3 separate regions of the Homo sapiens genome follow, and all the other regions are linked to region 3. Evidence: chromatin contacts called from ENCODE Hi-C or POLR2A ChIA-PET data. All regions are on one chromosome and are shown on one strand. Each heading gives the region's core, a stretch centred on a gene start or an enhancer-like site at or near the end of the contact. The rest is flanking DNA. Distances are from core to core; before and after follow the strand shown. Region 1 has its middle 77 kb from the start of LINC02957. Region 2 holds the start of LINC02957 (long intergenic non-protein coding RNA 2957). Region 3 overlaps AUH (AU RNA binding methylglutaconyl-CoA hydratase).

Region 1 (3,421 bases), core at 314-2,813, 420 kb before region 3:
CTCTTCTGCACAAGATATTGATGATGATAATAATAATACTGACCTTCTATAATATTTGCACATCACTTTGCCTCTATAAGTAATAACTCTTAGCAGCCACCATTTTTCCATGGCCTTTTGCAATGCGCAGGGTGTGAAATCTTCCTAGACAGAAGCCCGATATGGATTCTTCAGGACATGGGTTCTGTATAACCAAAGCACCCAGATATGTGAGGGTAGGACTTAGTGGCCAGATGACCTGAGCCTCCTACTGTGCCTTCCGTACCACCTGAGCCACAGTTACCGCATGTGCGTAGTTCACTGTGGGGGTATGAAACCAGCCATGTCACAGCCATCTGTGGCATGCACCTGTAATCCCAGCTATTCAGGAGGCTGAGGCAGGAGAATCGCTTGAACCCAAGAGGCAGAGGTTGCAGTCAGCCAAGATTGTGCCATTGCACTCCAGCCTGGGTGACAAAGCAACAGAGCGAGACTCCATCTCAAAAACAAACAAACAAACAAAAAGTCAGTGTTGATGACAGTTGATGACTGTCCTCCCTGCATAGGGTGCCCCTTCACTTGTAGCTATTTACCCTTCAGGAGTTGTGCTAGAAAGGCATGAGCTCTTTCTACCACGGAGGGCAGGCACTGCCCTGGGCCTGGAGTGTGGACTCCCACCTGGAACAGCCTCTGAGTGCCCAGCCCATGGTGACCCTGATTCTGGCAATGCCCTACAGTTACATGGCCCAGCCCAGGGGTCCCTGTGGATGGAGAGCCGTTTGCCACCCCCAGGTCCATCCTGGGAAGCCGGGGCTGTGTGAGTGTCCCTAGTACTTCAGCCTTGTTCTTATGTGATCTGCACGGAACCCGCTCCAGGCTTGCCATCACCCCCAGATGGCTGAGGACCACCTGTTCTCCTCAGCCAGGGCCAGGGCTGAGGTGAGAGAAGGGGACACTGGGGCGTAGCTTAAGGACACTCACTTGCCTCACCTGGCCTGGGCCTGCCATAGGGATCAACCCAGCCATGTGCTTTCTGCCCAGGAAGCCACACTGAGGAAAGAGACTGGAGGCAACCCAGCCTGGGTGCTCGTCCTTTGTTGCCCATACAATGGGCTTTCAGCTTCAGCCCTCTGTCGACCTCGCAGGGTGGGCTTAATGTGCTGTGCAGTAGGGTGAGACCCTCCGAGGCCGGAGTCTCTCCCCTGCCCCAAGACCATTTCAGCCTCTGCCGTGTTCTTGCATGGGTATTGTCAGTGGAAGAGAGAAAGCATTCCATGGTTGGTGACTTCTGGAAACCTCTGTGGACTTGCATTCCCTCCGTTGGAATGAAGCATCTTCAGGATGCACAGAATTTCGGCAGCACGGAAACCTGCTTGTGCTCATTTCTCCCGGCATGTCCTCCACGTCTTTGACTCCTCACAAGGCGGCTGTACAGGCACTTTCCCATGCCAGGCCTCACTGTTGGCCTGGCATGGGCTCCCACTCAGCCCGTGCTGTTCCAGCGAGTCCTTCCTGGGGCCTGAAACCTTAGCCCATGGCTCCTTCCCCACATAGTTTTCCCTCTTTCTATGGCTGACGACCTCTCCCTCGGGCCCCAGAACATGACGTCCCCACTACTTTGAGGCTGCCAAGCTCTCGGGAAACGGGTCGCTCTGTTCCTCTCTTGGGCCTCCCACAGCCCTGGAACAGTCTGGGTGCCCTGGGAGGGACCCAGCCAGCCTCTCCTTGCTGGCTGGACTGTGTCCAAGCATTGTGCTCCATGCATCCCCTCCTGGACAGCCTTGGCTGCCGTGCTCATCAGCGCTTCTACCAGGGCAGTAAAGGAGAAGGACAGCAGGCAGAGCTGCACTCTCTGCATTGGCCCCCAACTCCTAATGCCGGCATGAGTTGGCTTGGCCAAAATGAATTGTTTGGATGATTTTTCTGTATTTGAAGAGCCAAGGAAAAAGTTTCCATTTTGTGTCTGTGTGTGTGTCCGTATATACGTCTGCATGTATGTCTGCGTGTATGTCTGTATGTGTGTCTGTGTGTCTAAGTGTCCCTTTATGGGTCTGTGTGTGTATGTACATGTGTATGTCCATGTCTATGTGTATCTGCGTGTATCTGTGTGTCTGTATGTACATGTGTGTCTGTATGAGTCTGTGTGTCTGCATGTATCTGTGTCTGTGTGTCTATATATACATGTGTGTCTTATGAGTCTGTGTCTGCATGTATCTGTATCTGTGTGTCTGTGTGTCTTACATACATGTGTGTCTGTATGAGTCTGTGTATCTGTATGTATCTATGTGTCTGTATGCCCATGTGTATCTTATGAGTCTGTGTGTCTGCATGTGTCTGTGTGTCTGTGTGTCTGTATGTACATGTATGGCTGTATGAGTCTGTGTATCTATGTACCTGTGTGTCTGTGTGTCTGTATGTACATGTGTATCTGTATGAGTCTTTGTATCTGTATGTATCTGTGTGTCTGTTTATATGTACATGTGTGTCTGTATGAGTCTGTGTATCTGTGTGTATCTGGGTATCTGTGTGTCTGTGTGTACTTGTGTGTCTTATGAGTCTGTGTGTCTGCATGTATCTGTGTGTCTGTATGTACATGTGTGTCTTATGAGTCTGTGTGTCTGCATGTATCTGTATGTCTGTGTGTGTCTGCATGTGTTGTGTCTCAGCGCACAAACCCGCAGCACACAGAGCTGGCCCTGCCCATCCACTGACACAGGAAACCTGAGCCTCGAAAGCAGCCCATGGCGCACCTCAGTGCTGGTGCACTCACCCTCTTCAGCCTCCTGGTTCTTCCACGGAGCCCAGCTCTGGAGCAGCAGAGCTCAGGGACACTGTGTTCCTCCTGTCCTCACATGCTGCAGCCCACCACCTTGCCAAGCTGTGTCTGGGCACGTTTCTGGAACCTGGCTTGGCTCCAGCACTGGCCCTGCCAGCTCTGTGCAGACAAGCTCCCAGGAGACGCCCTGGGATTTCACAATGAGCCTCGTGTGCCCAGTCTACCCCTGCCCCCCAGCTGCTGTCCGCTGCACCTTCCTTTGGTTTCCAGACCAGGTCAAGACATGGGATGAGCCTGCTCAGAAGGGATGAGCCTGCTCAGAAGCCCTGGGCCACACACAAGCCCTGGCCAGCCACAGTCGGTGCCCTATGCTCAAAGAGCCACAGCGCTCTTGACCCAGCTCCACATTGCTGGCCGCAGGCACTTCATTTCTTGTAAATTAACCCTTCTTTCTCTCTGGAAACTTCAAAAACTTCTCTTTACCTTTGAAGTTCCAAAATAAATCTTTTTAAAATGCATTCTGCCATGCGTTGGTGGGCCCTTTTAAATAGGACTGGCTATCTGGTCTGCAGAACCTGGTGCTAAACTAAAATGTGGAAGTCCTGTTCAAAAAGCAAGAAAAAGGCATAACAATACTAAAATATACAGCTTTTTCCTCTCTTCCAG
Region 2 (3,869 bases), core at 183-2,682, 340 kb before region 3:
TTGAGGATTTTCGCATCAATGTTCATCAGGGATATTGGCCTGAAATATTCTTCTATTACAACACATGTTGTGAAGAATTTGTTCACATGCTGCTTCAATTATGTAGCATACACAAAGCACCCTGAAAATAGTAGCTCAAAACAACAAAACTGTGCATTGTGCCTCATGGTTCTGTAAGTTGACTGGAATCAGCAGGATGGTTTTTCTGACCCACATAGTGTCACTTGCAGTCATCTAGAGGCTGACTGGGCTGGGACATTTAAGATGGGGCACACAGCACTTGCCAACCACGTCAGCTAGTAGCTTCACTTTGCTGCAGACTGGAGAGGCTCAGTTTCCCTCCAAATGGCCTTTCCATGGTGCTTGGGCTTCTCCCCTCATTATGTGGGAGTTCAAAGAGACAACGTTCCCAGTGTGGAATAGCTTAGCCTCAGAAGTTACAGAGCGTCACTTCCACTGCATTCTATGGCTCAAAGCAAATCACAGGTCGAGCCCAGATCCAAAGGGAAGGGAAAGAGGCTCCACTTTTCAAAGTGGGCATGGCAAGGAATTTACAGCCATCTTTAACCATCACAATACATGACACATAAACTGGAGAATCTAATCACCAAATGAAAAACAAAACAAACAAACAAAAACAGAAAAACAGAAAAGCCCAGCCATTTTCCATGAGGGGTTAGTTTCATGCTGCTGCAACACCAGGTGGTGTGCATGAGAAATGCCACTGGCTCAAAGCAGTCTCCTGCTGAGGTGCTCCCGCCTGCTACCAAGCTGGCCCATGGTGAGCCCTGCAAGCGCACAGAGCTGGTCTCCTGAGTGTTAGATGTTCTTGATAGAAGTATCCATTACAGAGTCTCAAACATAAGCAATCATTTGGGTTATAAGAATCCGAGTATGCATGTCAAAGAAAAGCCTTGAATATTGAGGAGTAGCTTGATATAATAAAATATTTGGAAACACAAAGATCACGTGATATTGCAAAAGCATCGCACCTGTAGGAATCCACATTGCACAACATCAGGGAAGTGGCTTTGAGAGCAACAACAAAATGAAATAGTAGAGTTATCAGCTGTCTGAAATATGGCCAAAAATTACTTGCAGTGGGTTGAAGATGAAAACTACCACTGAATGCAGCAGAATTTTTATTTTAAACCAGTGAGAAGGCACCAAAATAGGCCAATGCCCATTCTTGTATGGAAATATTTCATTCCATAAATGACAGGCCTTTCCATCCACCCCTATATGGTTTGGCTGTGTCCCCACTCAAATATCATCTTGAACTGTAGCTCCCACAATTCCCATGTGTTGTGGGAGGAACTCAGTGGGAGATAATTGAATCATGGGGGTGGTTTTCCCCATACTGTTCTCGTGGTAGTGAATAAGTCTCAGGAGATCTGGTGGTTTTATAAGGGGAAACCTCTTTCACTTGGATCTCATTCTGCCTTGCCTGCCACCATGTAAGATGTCCCTTGCTCTTCCACCATGATTGTGAGGCCTCTCCAGCCATGTGAAACTGTGAGTCCATTAAACTTCTTTCCTTTATAAATTACTAAGTCTTGGGTATATTTTTATTAGCAGCATGAAAACAGACTAATACACACCCCTTCTCCAAAACCACATCCACCCTCCAAACTGCATGTGTTTGTCAAGGTAAATGGTGTGTGTGTGTATGTATGTGTGTATATATATATATATACATATACGTATATATATATATACGTATATATATATATATATATATATACCTACATGCATATATATATATACATATATATTTATTGACTGAGAATTTAAGGTGTCTCAAACTATGGCAGAATTTTAATAAAGTTTATTATTTATTTTGTAATGAATTAATTACAAAATTATATAGCAGGTCCTGGAATAACATCATTTTATTTCAAAGTCATTTTGTTATAATGTTGAAGAGAAAAAAAAATGAATTCCCCCTGGTGGGGCCACCATCTGTGTGAACTTTGCACATTCTCTCTAGGTCTGTGTAGGTTTTTTCTGGCTACTCCTGTTTCCTCCCACATCCCAAAGGTGTGCCTATGAGGTGAACTGCCATGTCTACACATCCCAGTATGAGTGAGTGCAGGTGGTGTGCACGCGCCCTGCGATGGGAGTGTGTCCTATTCAGGGCTGGTTCCCGCCTTGCGCCCTAAGCTTTGGAGATAGGCTTCGGCCACCCTCAACCCTGAACTGGAATAAGCAGGTAAACAATTCTCTTACTTGTTTTTATTAATTTGTCTTAAATGTGTTATAGCTTTTATTTTAATGTTTAATATTACATTTATTTTATTGTTTTAATGTTTAATATTACAAGTGTTTGGGTCTTCATTTAGAAGTTTGGTGATGTTTTTGCTATCAGAAATATGCTACAGGAACTTAACTCTTGTGGATATCAATTAGCCTATAGGGAAATTGGTTTCTTTCTATGCAGTTTTGCTTACAGTCACTGTTTCCAAGAGCCTATGAACGTCATGAAAAACTTACTGTATAGGTGTTGGGTATTCTGTCACTAACCTCATTTCCCCACAAGCTCTGTTATTTTTATTATGCAAAATTCCATAGCAAGTGATTTTAGGAACACATTGCAGAAGAAATGACCATATATTGAATTTCATGTTATTTTATGAAGAATTATTTTCCTTTTGCTTCTCTATATTACTGTTAGGTATATGAATAATATATATGTTATATATGAACATATAGTCATACAAATGTATGTCACATATCTAGATCTGTTGTATTGTCCAGCAATTTCATAACTGGCTAGTAAAGGGGACCGTAAAAGACACATTTTTAAAGGAGGAAATTGGAAATAGAGCTGAGGAACCTCCACTCGGTGATTCCTGAGGTTACTGTACGTGGCAGCTAAACCACTCGGCTGGGATACAAGAGGTCCTGTATCGGTTATCTATGGCAGCCTAACAAATTCCCCTCACATTTAGCAGCTTAAAATAATGACTTTTTATCACCTGTCATAGTTCCTGTGGGTCAGGAATTCAGGCAGGGTGGCTTGTCGCCGCCTCATGGCGTCTGGAGTCTCCGCTGAGCCACTCGAAGCAGTAGCAGGGACCATCTGCAGGCACATAAACTGGAGAATCTAATCACCAAATGAAAAACAAAACAAACAAACTGGTGGGTGTGGCAGTCCACACAGGCTTCCGGTTTTTGGCTGGAACACCCACACATGACCTCTCCCTGCAGGCTGGGCTTCCTCACAATGAGGTGGCTGGAAGCCAAGGAAAAGCACCCAAGAAAGCCAGGTAGAAGCCATATTGCCTTTTACGGCCTAGCTTGGAAATCCCACAGCATCACTTTCCCTGTATTCTATTGGTCCAGGCAGTAATAGGGGTGTCCCCAGGTGTGAGGGTGAGACTCCCTCACACCTCTCAGTGGGGGCTAGCATTGCACTGTAGGAAGAGTCATGGGATGGAGTATATATTAGTGTGACCATCTTTGCAAATACAACGTGCTCTAGCCCCCAAGCAAGGGCTTTGGGTAAAACAACGGGTAGAAAGATGAAAAAGATGATATAGGTAAACTTAGAAAGAAACAAAACAAAACAGAACTTTGTAAGGGGATGCATAGAACTAAAGCAAGAGCAAAGCTGAATACTTCTGGAATATCATAGTGAATCGAAATCCCCTAGAATCTGTGATAAACACACACTGTTTATCTTGGAAGAAAAGAGTTTCGGGAATTTCTTTAAAAGTAACATTATGTATATTGCCTCACATGTGGACTTTATGCAAAACTCTCACTTGGCAATTTAGTTTTGGTGTGTTTCAGAAATAATCTCATTTGCTTTCATATCATGTAGAAAGAATGAAAGAAAAGCCAGTTTGTTTAGTCAGTAACTCTTG
Region 3 (3,327 bases), core at 399-2,898:
TAGGCTGAACAGTAAACTCCCAATTCATAGAAAATTACTAGAGAAAGAAAAAACAACCAGGGAGCTATGAAATGAACAAATCCTAGAGATTACACTGAGCTGAAAGGCATTCACGCTATGACCAGCAGGAATAGAGAGAACTTGTCAACACCTATGTCCAGCTGGACTGATCCTCCAGGACAGTAACTACCTTCTGCAGCAAAACCACACTGAATAAGAAAGATACCTAATAGGCATGTGTCCTATCTGTCACAAAACAAAACCAATTGACAGTTATTTCACATAATTCTAAAGAAAAAAAATTACCAAATGTTTACAGTCACAAAAAGGTAACAAACATAATATCCATTAATATAAAATTTAATGAGTAAATAATACTGGTATTAATCATGTTGCCTTTTTCTTTAGAGAATGTAAAAATATTGACTACCTCCATCTCTTTCAACCTTATTTTACCCCGAAAAGCAATACATTATTCAAATGAAACTTCAACTCAGGGAGTTTTTAAGAACCATAAACCTCAAGATCATCCTAATTGGTGCTGGCCTTCAAATCTAGCATTCACCCAAATGACACTATCACTGAACAAAATACTTCTCAAACTATGAGTTGTACAACTGTTTCCAGATCACTCACCAAGCACACAAGAAAAAATGAACATTTTTATTTTTATGTCAAGAAAAACAGCCTCCATGGCCAAGCCTCTCCAGCTTCTTCCTGCAAAGCCCAGTGTAACTGACCCCTGCTCCTCCAGCTGGAACAAACAGAGAAAACTGGAGTGTGAACCAGAAGACAGCAAAAAACAGCCTGCAGGCCAGTCTGCACCCAGCTTTTACATCTTTTCTAAGGGTTGTAAAGATAAAACAAAGAATATGTGACAAAAATTGTTAAGAGGCACACAAAGCCTAAAATATCTGGCCTTTTACACACAAAATTTACTAACCTCAGTCTAGACTAATGCCAGTTCCCAGAGAAAGCCCTGAGAAGGCAAACTACTACTGAGTATCAATTTCCAGAAGCAGACTGACAAAAATCTAATTTTTTCTAACTTTTGAAGTCTCCCTTTCTAACTGCCGGAGCTCTACTCAAGCTGACCAAAGTTCTAGAGCTGAATTCCACTCCCCTGGCCTCATGCAAGAGGGGTCTCCTGCAGGAAGGACCCCTTCCAGCCTCCCACTGCCCACAATGCTCACCTCACCACATAACTGGGCAGCCTTGGAGAAAGGGGACTGAGAGAACCACCTAGGCTCTCTGACCAGCTGCCCACCCACTAGGGGGGGCCCATTCTCTGCTCACCCCAACAGAGGCAGCTGTGCTCCTCCAAGACATCCCTTGTGGTAGCAGGTGGGAGAGAGAACTTGAAGTCCATCTGGGAACACATCAAAGCCATATCTTTGAAACAGGTTTAACGGTAAGTCATAAAGCTAATGTTTTAATCTCCACTGGTTAAATTTACTGGTACCCTAGATACAACCTTCTATTTATAAGACTGACAATATCTCAAGAACAAATCACTCTTCTTAACCACACAAGCCACCTACGCATGCTCTGTATCAAAGCTTGTTTTATTTAACCATGACATTTTGCCAATGTTACTTCCTCAACAACCAAAATGGTTCACAGTCATCCCATGAACTATTTGCTAAGTGCCTTCTATGGGCCAGGCACTGTTCTGGCAATAGGCCTCTGTCCTAATGCCAACGAAAGGAGCTTATCTGCGGGGGAGGCTGACTGATAATCAATAAGTAAAAAATAAATTCAAGAACAGAAACGTTCAGAGATGAAGCTAAAATAGAAAAATGTGATGGAGGCTGGGGGAAGCAGGGAGACCTGCTTTGGTTTAAGTGATGAGGGAACAGCTATTTAAGATGACATTAGAGCAGAGGCCTTTCTGAACACAAAGAGAACACTGAGCACAACGAGTTGGAGAGAAGAATGAGCTTTGTCAAGCAGAGAGAGTAAGAAAGGCAGTGGGAAATTGGTGGGAAAAGGCAATGTGGCCAGAGTAGGCGAGACCTGACACACTTGGTATCAGTTTCCTGGTGCTGCTGGACAAATAACTACAAGCTTAAAGGGATTACCTGACAATTCTAGGTCAGAAGTCTAAAATGGGTTGGCAAGGCTGCATTCCTTCTGGAGGCACTAGGGAAGATGAGCTCCCTTGCCTTTCCCAGCTTCTAGGGGCTGTCCACATTCCTTGGCTCATGGCCCCTTCCTTGCTTCTCTCCAACTTCTGCTTCCTGTTGTCATTTCTCCTGCTCAGAGTCCTCCTGCCTCCCTCTTGTATGAACCCTTGTCTTTACATTGGGCCCAGTGGATACATCAGGAAAATCTCCCCATCGTAAGATCTTCACCTTCCTCACATCTGCGAAGTTCCTGTTTCCATGTAAGGTTCCAGCATTAGGACGTGGACAACTTTGGGGGTCATTTCTGCCTCCCACACACTTTATTTCTGAACAGTGTCTGAAATAGCAGAGTGATGTGATCCATTAACTTTTTTAAGATCACTTGGGCTGCTGTGTGGGGAAAGGGCAAGAGTGGAAGCAGATTAGTCAGCAGGTTATTACTAATATATATTTCCTATTCCTTAAAATCTCTACAGATCCTAAAATATTATACAGGTAGGCTTTTTAAAAAATGGAATTAGAGTCAGAAATGAATTAGCAACAACCAATCAATCATTACTTACACAGAAAGGGCACGAGTACTCTGAGTCATTTTTAACGGCATCTCTGACGTGCTCAAATGAAAACATTAAAATTTAAGTGCAGCTGACCTTTGAACAACATCAGGTCTATTTGTACACAGATTTTCTTCCACCTCTGCCACCCCTTTGAGACAGCAAGACAACCCCTCCTCTTTCTCCTTAACCTACTCAACATGAAGATGACAAGGATAACCTGTGTGATGACCCACTTCCACTTGATAGTAAATGTATTTTCTCTTCCTTATGGTTTTCTTAGTAACATTTTCTTTTCTTTAGCTTACTTTACTGTAAGAATAAAGCATATAATACATATAACATACAAAATGTTTGTTACTCAACCCTTTATGTTACCAGTGAGGCCTCCAGTCAACAGTAGACTATTAGTAGTTCAGTTTTTGAGAAGTCAAGTTATAGGAGGATTTTCAACTGTGAGGGGTGGGGGCAGGGGTGCAGGTGGAGGTGTCATCTCTCCTAACCTCTCATGTTGCTCAAGGGTCAACTATAAGAAAAGAAGGGCCTCAAATCAGTTATCTAAACTTCCACCTTAGGAAGCTAGAAATAAGAGTAAATTAAACCCGAGGCAAACAGAGAGAAGAAAATAATGAAGAAATCAATGAATA

What was found. A loop is a pair of places that touch in the nucleus more often than their neighbours do. ChIA-PET counts read pairs that join two places held with the same protein, here RNA polymerase II (POLR2A). Pooled maps may share reads with other maps.
Region 1: a map of psoas muscle shows a loop between it and region 3 (3-fold over the local background). The contact joins two enhancer-like sites. A Hi-C loop is called at or near these places in 1 of 168 maps with a recorded cell type or tissue (psoas muscle), 2 of 37 single-sample maps with no recorded cell type and 4 of 50 pooled maps. POLR2A ChIA-PET finds 5 or more read pairs at or near these places in 1 of 52 experiments (activated CD4-positive, alpha-beta T cell).
Region 2: a map of PC-3 shows a loop between it and region 3 (2.5-fold over the local background). The contact joins the promoter of LINC02957 here to the enhancer-like site in region 3. A Hi-C loop is called at or near these places in 1 of 168 maps with a recorded cell type or tissue (PC-3). POLR2A ChIA-PET finds 5 or more read pairs at or near these places in 1 of 52 experiments (H1).

The regions. Positions count from the first base shown.
Region 1 is chr9:90,918,453-90,921,873 of GRCh38, forward strand. No RefSeq gene overlaps it. Among named protein-coding and RNA genes, the nearest start is that of LINC02957, 77 kb to the right of the region's middle. RefSeq lists a silencer at 2,882-3,044. Within about 2 kb of position 1,564, at least 13 of the 41 ENCODE cell types and tissues checked have a DNase peak (open chromatin) inside an H3K27ac peak, as active enhancers do.
Region 2 is chr9:90,995,606-90,999,474 of GRCh38, forward strand. It overlaps LINC02957 (long intergenic non-protein coding RNA 2957), which reads left to right and starts at 1,433. Exons shown (of 4, transcript NR_184139.1): 1 at 1,433-1,515; 2 at 2,041-2,212.
Region 3 is chr9:91,340,028-91,343,354 of GRCh38, forward strand. The region is part of intron 3 of AUH (AU RNA binding methylglutaconyl-CoA hydratase); the gene reads right to left. Among named protein-coding and RNA genes, the nearest start is that of AUH, 20 kb to the right of the region's middle. Within about 2 kb of position 1,649, at least 2 of the 41 ENCODE cell types and tissues checked have a DNase peak (open chromatin) inside an H3K27ac peak, as active enhancers do.